Regions from separate parts of the Mus musculus genome. Here region 1 is linked to region 2. Evidence: chromatin contacts called from ENCODE Hi-C data. All regions are on one chromosome and are shown on one strand. Each heading gives the region's core, a stretch centred on a gene start or an enhancer-like site at or near the end of the contact. The rest is flanking DNA. Distances are from core to core; before and after follow the strand shown. Region 1 has its middle 23 kb from the start of Mn1. Region 2 holds the start of 1700016B01Rik (RIKEN cDNA 1700016B01 gene).

Region 1 (2,700 bases), core at 171-2,670, 760 kb after region 2:
ACTTTCAGAGTGAGCTCCAGAGGTTCTCTCTGCAGATCTAGAGTAGACAGGGCCATAGGGTAGGCAACTGTCTCAGTTTGCCCAGCTCTGAATGGTACAGAGGAGATAGGGGCTCAGCCAGAGCAGCCCTGGGTAAACTGGGTTGCTGGACCCATCTGGTACAGGGAGCCCTGAAGAGTCAGTACTCCCAGGTGGTGAGATGCAGGGCTTCAGGCTTCCCTGCACCACATGCTGAGACCCAGGAGGAGTCTAGGACAGGACGGAGCATACACACAGAGGCAGTCGATATTCCCCAGAGTGAAAGCAATTCCCCCCTACCCCAAGATCTGCCTCTGCATCCTTCAGCATAGCAGGTGAGCATGATCAGTAACAATTAAAAAGTGTTGATCAGCTCATCTGAGTGGGGACAGCAGACTTGTTGGTATTTCAGGGGCCAAGTTTCCCAGCAGCCCCCAGCTGGGCACAGCTGAGCTTTAGCTTCTGGGAGCTGCAGGGTATTTGGAATAAAGGCTCAACCTTGGAGAAGTATTAATGAAAATGTCACAGGCACTAAAGTCAAAGCAGATGTGAAGCCAGCTACACAGGCAGACCTAGCTGATAAGAAACAGCCCAGGAGAGAATAAAAACCTCTTGAGATTAGGTCAAGGACAGAAGGGGGGAGTAGGCACCCAGGGGTCCCCCCATGGCAACTCAGGGGAGCCTGTCGTTCCTGCAGAACAAGCTGACATTTCTGTGCTGCCGTGTTATATATTGACATCCCGACAGGGCAGCGTTTGGAGGCCTCCACATCAGCAAATAAATATTACGTCTCCATCTTCAGCTAAGCAGAGCTGTGGTGCATTCCTATTACTTCATGTGGATTAACCATCTGGAAGTTGAATCAAGCCACAGAGTAAAGAATGGGATCCAATTTTGCATTCACCAAAATAAGCCGTACTAGTCTCAATTTATGGCAGATGGTTATGCAGTCTCAGCGGGCCAAAGAATCTCTCTGCAAAAGAATAAAGTTCATGCCAATTACTGTAATAGGAACCGGTACAACAACTGTGTGAAGCTGACGAAGATCGCAGTGATCGCTGAACAGCTCGTAAACCGTGGGGGGGCCAGGGAGCAATGGGCACCCAGTTAATTCATTAAGATAACGGGAGAGACGAGAAAGCACATGCAGTCATAAAGCAGAAATGTTTCCTCGCAAAATGGGAGAGAGTTGAGAGGCTGTTGTTGGGTCACTCGAGCCACAGGCAGGGGGGAGGAAATGGTTAACGGCAGGAGGCACTCAAGCCAGGAATGGGTTAAATCCTGGGCTGCTCTGTTCCAGTCATTCAAAGCAGACCTGGTCTCAGAATCTGGCGTGAGGCCATTGTGGGTGGAGCCTGGGGGTGAGTGGCAAGAATGAACCGGTGGGAACATTGCAGGCTGCTGCCAGAGGGCCAGGCATACATGCACACCTTTGGGAAAGCGTCTTTGGCTGCAGCAAGCTCAATATGCCTGGATGTACCTGTCCATGGCAGTCTGGGGAGAACGGAGCACTGTATGGAAAGAACACTTTGAGTTCTCCCTGTGAGACTGGCTTCAGGTTACAGCACTGCCTGGCTCCTATACAATGGCCCAGTGTTTACATCTGTCTTTAGATGAAAACTGCTATACTCTTGTAACAGGGTGACCAACGGTCCCTGTTTGTCCATGACTGTCTTGGTTTTAGAGTCAAAGTCTGGCCTCCCAGGAATCCTTTGTCCTGGGCAATGCACGCTGGCTGGTGACTCTAGCTAAGAGCCCAACCAGGGCACGAAGTGTTGTTTTCATGTTTCCTTGTCACAGAGCCATGTCCCATGTTAGTGTCGACAATCCAGACTTTCACTGGCGGGACACCAAGGCTCAGAGGGGTCAAGCTTCATTTGGGGCCTATTGTTCAGTAACGGGGGTGGGTGGGCAGGCATCGGAGTACATGTGCGAGACGCCAAAGCCCTTCAGCCAGCATGGCCTCTGGCAGAGTGTGAGCAGACAGCTCCATGCTAAGACTCCGTGGTTTCAAGCACACTTGCAGGGCTCACTAGCAGGAGACGGGTAGCAACAGTAAGGCCTCCGAGCAAGCACAGGGTCACCATCTCATCCCAGCACTTCCCCACCTCCCAGCATCCTGAGATGATGGCTGCCGCATAGCTGAGCCTTGGGGTAGATCGCAATGAGATGTGAGATCTAGGGCAGTGAAGTCCCACCATGGACAGCACTAACATGCACAGATCCAGACCTCAACCTCATGAGTAGAAAAGCTGTGCCTGTCACTCAGTAGGGGCTGAGAGGAAGACTGGAATCCCAATAGATCCCATATTAACAGGATCCTGAATTCATGGCCCACTAGACCGCCAACAGATACTGTCCTCAGCCAGATAGGCAATGCTGGGCAGGAGTGTAGGGGAAGTGGTCTCTGGTGAAGTAGAACAGCCCTGACCTCAGGGTTGCTCCACCCGGGGATTTACAGGTCAGGCTCCCCTGACACCCCAACTGCTGTCAAGCACACTTAGAAGGAACACACCACAGGCTCCTGGAGACCCCTCATGTCCACAGCACTAACACAAAGCCAGCTGGAGGTTGGGGGGAAGACATGGTACTACTGAGGTAGGGGGCCTCAGTAGGGGGGCAGAGCAGTTACCACCCCTTCCATATTAGTGAGACCTCCGAGTGTGGAGTCTTAGGGTTTGC
Region 2 (2,700 bases), core at 61-2,560:
TGGGACAAAGCTCCAGGCCTGTCCCTGCCCCCAACCCCTGCCCTTCACCTTTGCTCTAAGCAGGCGAGAGAGCCAGGGGCCTGCTGACAGTCTTTCTTTGCCCTGGTTTCTGCCATCCTCCTGTGTAAATCCAGCTGCCTGTGCCCGAGTCAGAGGACTTCCTGAAAGGCCCTTGGCTGCAGGATGGCCCTCACACTCTGGTCTGTGTCAGGCTGCAAGGTTTTCAGAGTGAAAACTTGTTGCTCTGCCTTAATGTCAGCTGTTTCCTTTCTGGTCACACTGTGCCTTCCCTCTGCCATGTCCTCCCCCACATCTGGAGGAAGGTGTCCCCTGCACTAAGCCAGTGCCAATCAGATCACTCCTTCCTTCCTTTGCCACAGCAATTGGCTTGGAGATGGAACTTAGACTTATTCTTGCCAATGAGTTCCATCCTGCGCATCTGTGTCTATGCTGGGTGCAACAGTCAGCACAAGGCAGGGTCTGCTGCAGTAATAGGCAGCCTTGAAGTTTCAGCAAGGGCAACCCAAGCTCTTTGGGCCCTCCTTACTGTTCCCTTGATCCATGTTCAAGGGCACCAGGTGATGGGTGGTACCTCACCTCACCAGGCATCAAGGATGAAAATGTGCAGTCACGGAGGTGGGCTTTCTGAAGCTGGCCGAGCTGCTTAAGCATGGGGCCCTGTTGACCACCTTGGGCCCAGTTCTGTCTCAGAGAAAGAGTTCCTCTCCCTACTATGCCTCCAGCCCTCCCTTCTTGTGTACCTCGATTGGATTCTAAGGGTTGGCTCGAGTGACAGCCTTGCTTGCTGCATCCCCAGACTCACTTCCACAGTGTCTTGGCATAGAAGGGGCTAGGGAAACACCTCACTACTTAAGCTTCTCTCAGCAGGACTGAGGCCCAGAGCTTGGCCCCCAGAACTCACATGAAAGACAGATGTGGGTGAATGTGCCATCCCAGAGCCAGGGAGTCAGAGGCAGGCAGATGCTAGGGTTCACTGGCCAGCTTAGCTTACCTCTAAGGCTGACCTCTGCCTGCCACACACATTCACACACTTGCATACAGAAGGAGCTCTTTATGAGCACACAGTAGGAGGCATCCTTAAGCACACAGTAGGACATACCTACAAAGCCATAAGTGCTGGTACCACTAAGGTAAGCATCTGGAACCTAGGCTAGTAGTTACCTGGGCCATTTCAGGGAGCTCTGTCTTGGCTGTGGCCCCCTCTGGGGTGCACTTTGTTGAGCTGAGCTGGGTTGGGGAGGGGCTCGGAGAGAGGGTTGGTGTCTCCCTTGGGGTCACCAGGGGTCAATGAGCAGGGGTTGGGCTTATGAATTTCCTCTCAGGGCCCCAGACAATGGGGGCTTATTTGGTAATGTTGTTTCCTTGGCAACCATCTCTGTTCTGGAGAGTGGAGGTACTGGGGGTGGGGGAGGGCTGTGGAGAGAGAGGGGTTGCTGGAGGGGACACCTACTTTTAAGGTGCAAAACAGAGGCTAGTCTGTGTGGGTGTCTTACCTTCTCTGGAACTTGTCATTTCTAGGACAATTCCTTGCATTTTAAGGACATCTAGAGAGCTGAGTTTGAGTTTAGACATCTAACTCACTGTGTGACCTTGGGTCGATGACTTGCCCTCTCTGAATTTCAAGTTTTTCTCCTGTGAAGTAGGGGTAATTCTTTGTAGGGTGATTTGGGAGAGACAAGCACATTATGGGGCGTGACAGAAGGCCCTTCTGAGCACTTGTTTCTCATTTGATTGGTTCTTACTGCTTGGATTTAGTCACCTCCTTGGTCAGCATCTTAGAGTCACTGTTGTTGTGATGAGACACCACAACCAGCATGGGGAGGAAAGGGTTAATTCTGCTCACACTTCCACACCACAGCCCATCACCAAAGAAAGTCGGGAAAGGAACTCAAGCAGGGAAGGAACCTGGAGGCAGGAGCTGATGCAGAGGCCATGGAGGGTGCTGCTTACTGGCTTCCTCACCATGGCTTGCTCAGCCTGCCTTTTTTTTTTTTTTTTTTAAAGATTTATTTATTTATTTATTTATTATATGTAGCTGTCTTCAGACACTCCGGAAGAGGGAGTCAGATCTTATCACGGGTGGTTGTGAGCCACCATGTGGTTGCTGGGACTTGAACTTCGGACCTTTGGAAGAGCAGTCGGGTGCTCTTACCCACTGAGCCATCTCACCAGCCCTCAGCCTGCCTTCTTATAGAACTCAGGGCCACCAGCCCAAGGATGGCTCCACCAACAACGGGATTGCCACACCCATAATGGGCTGACCACACCCACAATGAACTGGCTCCACCCACAATGGGCGGGCCCCCATCAATCACTAATCAAGAAAACTGCCCATAGGCTTATGGCGGTATTTTTACATCAAGGCTTCTCCTCTTTGAGGACTCTAGCAGCACAGAAAGCTTCCAGAGTCACACAGATCTGGAATTTCTAAGGACCAAGGTGGTTGTTCTGGGAGCTTGGCTGCCGAAGGGTCTTCATTATTGGTCATGAGTCACTTTCTGGCATGTGAAGAGACTGAGGTCAAGTCTAGGGTGCCCTTGTCCTGTCTCCCTGCCGCACCCTCCCTGTATATGGATTTGAGTGCCTCATTCCTGGCTGCCAGGGCTGCTTTGGTGCTGAGGCAGGGGCGGCAGCCTTGCAGGGCTGTTTTGTATCCAGAACAACTCAGGAACTGGAACT

What was found. A loop is a pair of places that touch in the nucleus more often than their neighbours do.
Region 1: a map of CH12.LX shows a loop between it and region 2 (4-fold over the local background). The contact joins the enhancer-like site here to the promoter of 1700016B01Rik in region 2. A Hi-C loop is called at or near these places in 5 of 37 maps with a recorded cell type or tissue (CH12.LX, T-helper 2 cell, gastrocnemius and 2 more).

What each region holds. Positions count from the first base shown.
Region 1 is chr5:111,392,676-111,395,375 of GRCm38, reverse strand. No RefSeq gene overlaps it. Among named protein-coding and RNA genes, the nearest start is that of Mn1, 23 kb to the left of the region's middle. Within about 2 kb of position 1,420, at least 1 of the 3 ENCODE cell types and tissues checked has a DNase peak (open chromatin) inside an H3K27ac peak, as active enhancers do; it is heart, where a contact is called at or near this core.
Region 2 is chr5:112,154,837-112,157,536 of GRCm38, reverse strand. 1700016B01Rik (RIKEN cDNA 1700016B01 gene) reads right to left here and starts at 1,310. Exons shown (of 2, transcript NR_166436.1): 1 at 1,183-1,310.